2 separate regions of the Homo sapiens genome follow, and region 2 is linked to region 1. Evidence: read pairs that join two places in POLR2A ChIA-PET (ENCODE). Cell type or tissue: Panc1. All regions are shown on one strand. Each heading gives the region's core, and the rest is flanking DNA. Links, peaks and the distances in the headings are about the cores only.

What was found. Peaks named below come from ENCODE experiments on the same cell type or tissue, not always from the same donor. Only the 100,000 strongest peaks of a DNase experiment are listed, where the experiment ranks them.
Region 2: POLR2A ChIA-PET joins it to region 1 with 7 read pairs; 2 of 35 experiments call an interaction of 5 or more read pairs at or near these places.

The regions. Positions count from the first base shown.
Region 1 is chr21:45,766,533-45,771,918 of GRCh38, forward strand. All of the region lies in intron 4 of PCBP3 (poly(rC) binding protein 3), which reads left to right. Among named protein-coding and RNA genes, the nearest start is that of PCBP3-AS1, 67 kb to the right of the region's middle. In Panc1, for the core only: no CTCF peak of the experiment used is centred there; a DNase peak (open chromatin) is centred at 2,249.
Region 2 is chr21:45,690,012-45,695,397 of GRCh38, forward strand. The region is part of intron 2 of PCBP3 (poly(rC) binding protein 3); the gene reads left to right. Among named protein-coding and RNA genes, the nearest start is that of PCBP3, 49 kb to the left of the region's middle. In Panc1, for the core only: a CTCF peak has its summit at 5,257 (motif pointing right); no DNase peak of the experiment used is centred there; H3K27me3 peaks cover 528 bases.

The DNA of each region.
Region 1 (5,386 bases), core at 155-5,154:
TGATCTCCATTTCCAGCTTCCGTGGAAGCCCCCAGTCTGTGGTGTTCTGTTATGGCAGCTGAGCAGATGAAAGCACTTTTTACCTCACGGTTACACTTTTGGGAAAGCAGCCTGCAGTTGGCCTGTGTGAGCACAGGCCCCAGCAGATGCCCACAGATGTCCCCGTCACTCATTGGTCATTGAAAAGACTGGAGGGAAGAGGCCGATTTCCTCTCAACAGGAAAGGTGTGTAGCTGCCAGGACTCTGCCTATCCTGAGAGTCTCCTTTCTCCCTTAGGGCTTCATAGCCAGTTAACTTGTGCATTATTTAGAGCTTTTTCTTTCTTTCTTTAAAAAAAGAAAAAACCAAATGAGAAAGCCAACACAATCAACAACAACAACAAGAGTGGTATCATTACAGTCTGTCAGACACTGACTAGAAACATGTTCACTTTCACACACACACTCACTCACTAACACAGTACTCAGTTTTGACCCTGACAGCAGCTCTGTGAGGGGTCACTCCCCTCCCCCCTTTTAATTGAGGCATAATTCACATAACATAAACTGTGCCGTTTTCAAGTGTATAAGTCAGTGGCATTGAGCACAGTCTTCATGCTACGCAGCCACCACGTCTGCCTACTTCCAGAACATTCTCACCCCCCCAAAGTAAAGCCCTGTGCCCGTTAAGCAGTCCCTCCCAATCCCCCCTTTCCCCAGCCCCTGGCAGCCACTAGTCTAATTTCTGTCTACAGATTTGCCCATGCTGGGTATTTAATATAAATGGAACCACACAGCGTCTGGCTTCTTTCACTTGCATCCTGTTTTTGAGGTTTATCTGCATCATCGTAGCATGTGTCAGAATTTCATTCCTTTTTATGGCTGAATCATGTTCTGTTGTATGAATATACCACATCCACTTATTGATTAGTGACATTGGTTTTTTTCCTGCTCTTCGGCTATTGTGAATAGTACCACCATGAACATTCTTTTACAAGTTTTTGTTTGACACCTCTTTTCAGTTCCTTAGGAGTGGACCTGGGGGACACGTAGAGACTCTGTGTTAACTGACTGAGGAACCACCAGACCGTTTTCCACAGCAGCCGCACTGCACTGTTTTGCCTTCTTGAGGTGGCACTTTTTTATCCCCATTTTAAGAAATGGGGCATGGGGAGGTAAAAGGACTTGCTCAGGATAGGACAGACCTTCGTGGTGAGGCAGCTCTGTGCTGGCCAGTCGGGAGGCCATGGCAGGGTCTCTGCTCCTGCTCCGGTGCTCATGTCAGGCCCCAGGCCCCTGCAGGTGGTGCCCTAGAGGGCACTGACAGGCTCTCAGAGAGGAGGGGGCCTGTGCTGGTCCTGAGCAGGCAGAGGGAGGGCTGTTAGAGGGGCAGGCAGTGTGAGCAAGGGCACAGATCCTGCTGTTGTTTAGTGAACTCTAGCAGGTTTGTTTTTGCTTGATTGTTTGAGAAGGATGCCTGTAGTTTTAGGACCAGTGTCACTACCCACGTTGGCCACAGGCCATGGTGCCAGTGTCCTTGCTGCCACGATGCACCAGCTTCTGTCTTGCAGGTGGCTGGCTGCTTCCCTCCCAGCTGCACTGGGGCACACACTGTGGGGCAGTTGCCTTCTCACCCTTTGGTGGGGAGAGCCTGGGCTGTGGGGTGCCTCTGTGTGTGGCCGTGTGGTGCCTGCTGAGGCCTAGCCCTGCGTGGGCCTTTGCTGATGCTCCCTGCGTGGGTGGCAGTGAGCCACCCTCACGTTTCTCAGCGAAAGCACTTGGACAAGATGAAGGTTTCCAGCACTGCGAGACTCTCACGTCTGTTATATTGTGTTATACTTGGCTGTGGTTTTGCTTACAGTAAATTCCTGAAGGCGTTTCTGTTGCTCAGTGGAAATCACTGGCAGAATTCTTGTTACTGAGCATCAGACTGTGGGGCACCGTCATGGTGTCTTAGGGGTGTCAAAGCAGATGCATTTGAGGGGAGATGTATTCACATTTTCCAGTATATCATTACCACATTCTTGTGTGATAGCTTCCTGGTAATTCAACTTGATTTAGTGTAGTACAGCAGCACAACTTTTCCTTTCTGAGTTGTGGAGATTTAAATTTGTTGAGCAAAGGAAACACTGAAGAGGACTCAGAACACTCCAGTTGAGTGCACACACTGCATGAAGCTGATGGCTCTGCCTCCTGCTACTTTTACCCCATTGCACTGGTGTGCTTTGCCCTCCCCATGGTGGCAGCAGGCTTTCCCAGGGCGCCATCTGCAGTTGGAGGCCTGGCTGAGGACGTGCTGTGCCTGCCCTGTGAGCAGGGAGCCAGGCACCCCTGGCCTGCAGTGCTATCGTCCCCTCGTCTCCACGACAGGCACCTCTGCCTGTTCCGTCTGACTCGGGGATGCCAGAGCTCCAAGGCGCAATCAGGGCATGATGACCGATGGCAGGAGGTGAGCACGTGTCAGGACTTCCAGGAGGACGGTGTCTCTGCTTCTCTGTTCAGGGCTGTTTGGGGATTGTTACCAGAAGTAAGGTTCAGGCTTTGTGTGGCACTGGCTACAGACTGCATTGCCTGTGCTGACTTAGCTCAGCCTCAGCCCCTCTTTCATTTGTTTCTCCACTGAATCCTTGTCTTCTTGCATTCACTGGGCATTGGCTAAGGCCCAGCTCAGTTCCAGGGCCCCACAAGACACTGTGGGTGGCATGAGATGGGTGGGTTTTCCCACAGTGCTCTCCCATGGTTATTCTGTTATTTGAATTGAGTGTACACAGGTTTCTACAGTTGAGGGAGTGTTGGACGACCCATTCCTCAGGGTAAAACTCGCCCTCCCAAACCTGTCCCTGAGTGCAGGTGACAGTGCGTGCTCACCATTAGAAGACGCGGGTGCTCACGCAGGGCTGTCTGCTGCCTGTGCTGGGACTGTGGGCGCATCGCCTGTGCGTGCAGCTGGAGCACCTGCGTCTCTGAAATGAAAGGGATCTTCAAATGGGCGGCCCCTACTGTGCTTTGTTCAGTTTAATTCTTAGAACCGCCTATCCAGGCCGGTCTTGTGTTCCCCCTACAGAGGAGAGAACTGGTGTCTGGACCTTTTAGGTGCCTTCTCTGAAACTCTGGGTTGGCGTGCAGGCCAGCCTGCCTCTGCCCCACCCATGGTTGCAGGTTCTCTCTGGGGTCCTAAAGTCCTGCATTTCTGCCTTGCCAGGTCTTCACTCTGGCTGGCCGTCTCTCGTAGGCAGGCCTCTGGAGTGTAACTAGTGTGTGATATTCAGGGAGGGAAAATGGGCCGCTCGTTTCACAAGTGATAGAAATGTGACGTGACATATTTCAGAGAAAGCTTAACAGTACGGCAGCTCTGTGACTCAGCCCAGCAGAAACTGCATCTCTTGTTAGGAAAAATACACTTTATTATTGAGTCTGTGGGAAGACAAAATGGAAGAAGAACTTTTCTGGACATTGTTTAGCCTGCAGGAGGTTTTGTTTAGCCCTGAGGCACACAGTGGGCCGTGGAGATGGTAGTGCTCACCACCACAGGACATGGTGAACGCCGGGGGGTTGGCAGGTGGCGGCCTCGTGTTGGACATGGTGCATAATCGACGGCGACCCGGCCTCCCTCCTTGTGTCCGTCTGAACGGCGCCCCTGAACTCCGCCGAAGGGGCGCCTCCTCTCCCCTGAAGTCAAATTAGCGAACAGAAGATTAAGAATATGGAAAGTAAATGAAATTTTGATCATTTCTTCTCATGATTACAGTTCCTCTAGACTTTATCTAAAGCTATTTTGAAGCCAAATATAATTTTTTATTCATATTTCCTTTTCTTTTTAGACTATCGTTTTACAATTTTTAATCTCTTGTTTCATTGAGTTTTTCTTTTCCTTCTTGTCTCTGAAAGCACATAGCAGGCCATTGACTAAAATAACCTGTTTCTTTTTGTGCATATTTCTGAACATGCATTCTTCTACCTTCTGCTGTGTTGTTGTGTTTTTCTTCATGTGGCAGAGATTTTTTTATGGCTTCTGTGTTTCTTTCTTTCTGTTTGCTGCTCCCTGAAGGAGAAGTCAGTGCTGGTCTTGCCTTCTTCCCAGCGTGCATGTATGGACATTTTCTGCTGTGAGCCCTCATTTTTCACCGGGATCTCCTTTAAGGTTATTCGGACCCTGAGCTGGATGTGAAAGTAGCAGGAGGCAGAGCCATCAGCTTCATGCAATGTGTGCACACCAGTTCTGGGTCCCCCCCAGCCTTGTGGGGTGCTGAAAGGGGGCTTGGTGGCCTCTGGTCCCATGTGGCACCCTGTGTGGCTGGGGCCAGCCTCTGCAGCCATGTATCCCCAGCATCTCCCTCACCCACTGCCTCCATGGCACACTGCTTTTCAGGAAGGGCAGGAGAGGGGCCTCTAGAACCCGCTGCCCATGCCGTCACATGGGAGCTTGCGGAGGGCCCTGCATCTGTGCTTTCCAGTGGTTTGTTTTCCTGATTTCTTCAATCAATTCAGTGGAAATTTGGGAAAGATGGAGTGTAAACATGTGTGCCTGAATCACCTGTCTCCCTTAGCCAGTCCTCATGTCCTGGCCGGAAGGCCTGCTCTTCCTTCCCCCTGGCTCAGCCAGGGGTCTGCATTGCTGTCCATTGATAGAATTGTTGGTGCTTTATGATCCAGCTGCTCTTGTTGCCTTGAACCAGGATTTGAATATTGTAACATTAAGTTTTTTGCATGTTTATGTCCAGTAGATTATGTATTTTGAGACTAGACAGTGGGCTAATTAATATTCCACACGGGGTCCCATGGGACGCATGTTCATGATGAGGTCACTAAAGTTCTGTCTCAAGCACATGGTGGGCGTTCAGTAAAGACTTAGAGATTTCGGTTGACCAGACATTTAGCATTAATTAGCAGTTTAGTGTGGTGGGTGACTGAAAAGTAAATGTAAGCTTTGAGCATTTTCAGAGCATCATTTTGTCTAAAATTAATCAGTATATTTCACCGTCTTAACAAACTAAAAACGAAAAACAGTATCATTTTAGAATATGCAGTGAGATCATTTGACAAAATGCAACACTCCTTTCAGATACAAACGTTCAAGAAACTGACAATAGAAGGAATCTTCCTCAGATGCATGGTATTTATGAAAAATCTAGAGCTAACCTCGTATTTGATGGCGCAAGACTGAATACTTTCCCCTAAGATGAGGAGTAAGGCAAGGAAACCTGCTCTCATCTCTTCTATTCAGTATTTTACTGGAGGTTCTAGCAAGTTCAATAGTCAAGAAAGAGGCATTGGAATTGAAAAAGAAGAAGTAAAACTGTCTTTCCTCTCAGTCAGCATGTTTGACCCTATAGTACCTACTGCAGAATCAAAACAAAGCTCCTGAACTAATGAGTAAGTTTATCAAGGCTGCAGGATGTAAGATCAG
Region 2 (5,386 bases), core at 297-5,296, 76 kb before region 1:
AAATTTTTGTTTTTAAATGCAAAAGACCTAAAACAGCCACAACTATTTGGAAAAGAACAAAGTTGGAGGACTTGATTTATCTGGTTTCAAATATCCAGTAATAGCATATGATAGCATAGGGATAGGCATGTAGATGGAACAGAACACAGAGTCTAAAAATAGACCCAAGCTTGTATGATCAATTGATTTTTGACAAGTGTCAAGGCATTTCAGTGGAGAAAGGGAAATATTTCCAACAAACTGTCAGAAGAACTGAATATCCATATATAAAAAAAAGAACCTTGATTCTTGCCTAACACTGTATTCAAAATTAACCTGAATATAAAAGCTAAGTCCATGAAACTTTTAGAAGAAAACAAAGGAGAAAATCTTTCTGACCTTGGGGCTTGCTAGATTCTTAGATACATCAACAAATAGATAAAAATAAAAATAAAGCAATACATCAACAAAAGAAAAACTAATTTACATCTCATCAAAGTTTTAAAATTCTGTTCTTTGCAAGACACCATTTACAAAATGAAAAGGCAAATAGAATGGAAATTTTTTTCCTACATATATCTGAAAAAAGGACTATTTCAGAATATACAAAGAACTTTTGCAGCTCAATAATAAGGAAACAACAACTCAATAAAAAATACCAAAATATTTCTACAGATACATCACAGAAGACATACAAATGGCTAATAAGCATATGAAAAAGATGCTCATCATCATTAGTCTTCAGGAAAATGAAAGCTAAAAGCACAAGGAGATATTAATATCTATCATTAGTCTTTAGGAAAATAAAAACTAAAGTTGTAAAGAGATACCGGTATACATCTAATAGAATGGCTAAAATGTAATGAAAATAAGTAGTGATACAAATAGTGGTAAACTGGATCCATCACACAGGGCAAGGGGGAGAGTAAACCACTCAACCACTTTGGAAAACAGTTTGACAGATCCTTATAAAGCTAAATACCGTAGCACTTACCGTATACCACCTAACCATTCCGCTCCCAGATAATTACCCACAAAAAAATGAAAGTATATTCTTATGCAAAGACATGTACAAAAGTGTTCACAGTAGCTTTATTTATAATAGTTAAAAGCTAGGAACAATTAAAAAATCTATCAACAGGCAAGTAAACAAAGAGTACAATACTAACTAATAAACAGGAACAAAATACATTCATACAGTATGGATTCATCTTAAAAATGATGAAAGAAGTAAGCCAGACATAACAAAAGAAGTCAGTACATATCATATGATTCTATTTACATAAGAATATCAATAATTGCCCAGACTGGAAGGTGAGAGTGGGGAATATTGAATGAAAAGGGGTACCAGAGCCTTTTGGGGTGATGTTCTATATCTTGTTTGTGGGGGTAGTTATATATATATATATCTCATATATATATTATATATATATAAAATATATATATCATATATATGTATGTATGTATGTGTGTGTGTGTGTGTGTGTATATACATCACAATTCACTAATCTGTACACCTCAAATAGATGAATTTGATTGTACATAAATTAAACAGAGAGAGGGAGAATTCTGCCCTCAATTAGAATACAGTGAGTCAGAGCAGGCCAACATTACCAATGGAACAAGTGGATTTATAAAAAATGGTAAATTGCAAAAACTGTATTTCTAAAATGATCAAAGCAATGAAGAGTATATGAGCTATAACAACCCTTCTAGATAAGCTAAAAATAAGCCAGTAATTCCAAACATTGCCTAAGAATCACATGTGGTTGAAGCTGAGGGATTCTATGGGAGAAAAGAAAAACCAGCAGAGTGTTTCTGCAGTCTCAAGGTACTACTATAATTGACTGGAAACTAAAGGAGTCCCCAGCACAAGGCTTGTTCTGTCCACCAGATTATCTGGCAAGTTCTGGAACTGTGCAAGAAGCCAGGAGATGGACCAGTGAGATAGAATGGCAACTCTCCCACGTTCTCCAGGTGTCTAGGGGATAGAGTCACCCTGAAGGAAACAGGCCTGCAACAAGTACACAGTCCGTCTTCCCCTCAAGTCATTTTTCCAGATTTTGAATCCATAGTATGTGGCAGGAAGCTGAAAAGATCAGCTCAGAAGCTTTAACTGGCTGAACTTTCAGGACTGAGGAGATAAGGACCTGGAAGGGTCTCAATAAAGAATCCAGGAAGGCCACTCTCAAGTTCAGGGACAAACTAGAGGTTTCTAAACAGAGACCTTAGGTTGTAACTCAAAAAACTAGAAGAAGAACAGCAAAATAATCTAAAGTAAGTTGAAGGAAAAAAATAAGAATGTAGAAATCAACAAAATTTAAAACAGACAAAAAATTGAGCCAAAAGCTGGTTCTTTGAAAAGATCAACAGAATCTATGAGCTCATAGCTAGAATGATCAAGATAAAAAAAAAAAGAAGGCACAAAACATGAATATCAAGAATGAAAGAGGAATTATCTCCACAGATCCTACAGATAATAAAAGGATAATAAGAGAATATCCTAAACAACTTTAGCCAGCGTATTAAACAACTGGGAATAATTGGTCGAATTCCTTGAAAGACTAAAGCTCATTCAAAACAACGAAGCAATTAAAGCTCATTCAAAAAGAAATAAATAACCTGAATAGGCCCATATCTACTATATAAATTCAATTTCTAGTTAAAAACTCTAAGCTCAGAAGGCTACACTGGTTCATTCTACCAGATGTTTTTAAAAGAATTAATACTGATTCTACCCAGACTCTTCCAGAAAACAGAAGAGAGGAAAACACCTCTGAACTCATCTTATGAGGCCAAGAATATCCGGATACCAAAACCAGATGAAGATATTACAAGAAAAACCTACTGACTAATATTCCTCATGTAACTAGGTACTAAAATCCTTAAAACATTATCAAATCAAATCCAGAAATATTTTAAATGGATAAAACATCACAACCAAATGAGGTTTATAGCAAGAACGCGAGGTTGGTTTACTCATTATTCAATGTAATCATCATCATTCAATGTAATTCACCATATTAACAATAAAGGAGAAAAACCAGACAATTATTTCAATAGTTGCAGAAAAACATTTGACAAAATTCAACACCCACTAATAATAAAAATTCTCAGTAAATTAGGAACATACAATAATTTCGTCAACCTGATAAAGGGCATCTATAAAAAACCTACAGCTAACTTCATACTCAAAGGTGAAATAGTGAACACTTACCTCCTAAGACTACCAACAAGGCAAGGATGTCTACTCTTGCCACTTCTCTTCAACATTGTTCTGATACCCACAATAACGTGGGTGAATCTCAAAATTATTATGTTAACTGAAAGAAGACAGACATAAAAAGAGTTTATAGTATATGATTCCATTAATACAAAATACAGACTAATCTAAAATGACAAAAAGCATGTTTTTGTTTTTCTTGGACCCAGAGGCAGTGGAGGGAATAGCCCATAAAGGAACACAAGTAATCTTTTGGGGGTGATGGAAATGCCCTGTCTTAGGATCATACACAACTGTTAAAACTCATCAAATTGTACACTTTAATAGAATATAATTTTTAAGGTAAATCATTCCCCAATAAATTTGATGAGAACAAATATGATTAATATGTTTAAAAACAGGAAAAGAGGAACAAATGGATAAAAAGATGAAGAATTTCAATGCTGACAGAAAACTGTCAATCTAGAATTCTATACTCAGTGAAAATATTTTTCAAAAATGAAGGGCAACATAAATATGTTCTCAGACAAAGATTGAGACAGTCTGTCATAGACAGACCTGCACTATAAGAATACTTTTAGCAAGTTCTTTAGGTTGAAAGGAAATATTCCCAAATGGAAGCATAGAAGAAATGAAGAACACAAGAAAGGGTAAATATATGAACAAATATTTTAAGATACTTACTGCTTAAAACAGAAATAATGTCATATTGAATCTATAACATGTAAAAATATATGACTCTGTCAGTGCAGGAGGGGATAAAGGGAGTTAAACTCTTCTGAGATTTTTAAAGCAGTCTGTAATAAATTATAGTGTAATTGAAATCTCTTAGATAACTACGAAAATGATAACACTAGAATAAATAAAGAAGCTGAGATTAAAACAACGGAATAAAAAATACCTCATTATTCCAAACGAAGATGGGAAAGGGGAAATAAAGTAACCAAAGAACCACAGGACCCAAAAAACAACAAAAACAACAACCAACCAAATAGCAAGATGGTAGAATTAAAATGAACATTTTAGAAATACAAATTGAATGCAAATAGATTAAACACTCCAATTAAAATTCTAAAGGTTGTCTATAGAATAAAAACTATGTTTTGTCTAAAAGAAGCATATTTTAAAAGCAAGGATGTAGTTAGGTTGAAAGTAGACGAGAAAAATCTATACCACTTGAACATTAACCAAAACAAACTGGAATAACTTTATTACTGTAGTCAAAATTGACATTAAGGCAAAATATATTACCAGAGAAAAAGAAGGTCATTGCATAATTATAAAAGGGCTAGTTTAGTGGGAAGATGTAACACCCTGAATAGGCATGCATCTAATATTGTCTCCTTAAAATACAAAAAGCAAAAACAGAACTGAAAAGAGGAATAAATAAATACACAATCATAGTTGAAAACTTTACATGGCATTACACTGAAATTTGTAAATAAATTTAGCAAGGTTGCTGGATAGAAGGTGAATAAAGACCACTCAATTATATTTCTATGTAGCAGCAGCAGTAAAATCAAAAGAACTTCTAGAAATAAAACCAGTGCCTCTATAGTAAAGACAACAGAATATCATTGAGAAAAATTAAAGAATGCTTAAGTGGAGGAATAAATCATATTATTTGAATTGAAAAACTCAATATTATAAAAATATCAGTTCTTTCCCAAACTGCTCTTTGAAACTAAAACACCACGATCGAAATTTCAGCAATTTGTTTTTTTTAGGTGTAAATCAGCATGTTTATTCTAAAACATATAAAGATGTGCAAAAGACTTCGAATAGCACAGGCAGTTGTAATGCAGAATGCCAGTGGAGGATCTCCACCAGCCATTATGAGGATATACTATCAAGCTATAGTAATCAGTACAGAGCCTTGACATAAGATGGAGAAATTGAAATAGAAGAGTCAAGAAACAGACCCACCCAAATGGTGTGCTGTGCCAGTTATCTGTTATTACCTCTTAACTCCTGATCCCACCTGTCTTGGCCCCGTTTGTTGAAATTGGTGCTGGACCCTAAGAAAATTCCTCCTTGACCAGTTGGCATAGTGGTGGGCTTGTCAGCAGAGGGTGCTGGAGGGACACGGGTAGAGGAAGGGGCTTCTCTTCCAGGTTTCAGGGCTTTTGTTCTTGTTTGATGGCATGGCAGCCAGTGGGCAGTTTCTTATCAAGAGTAGCCAGC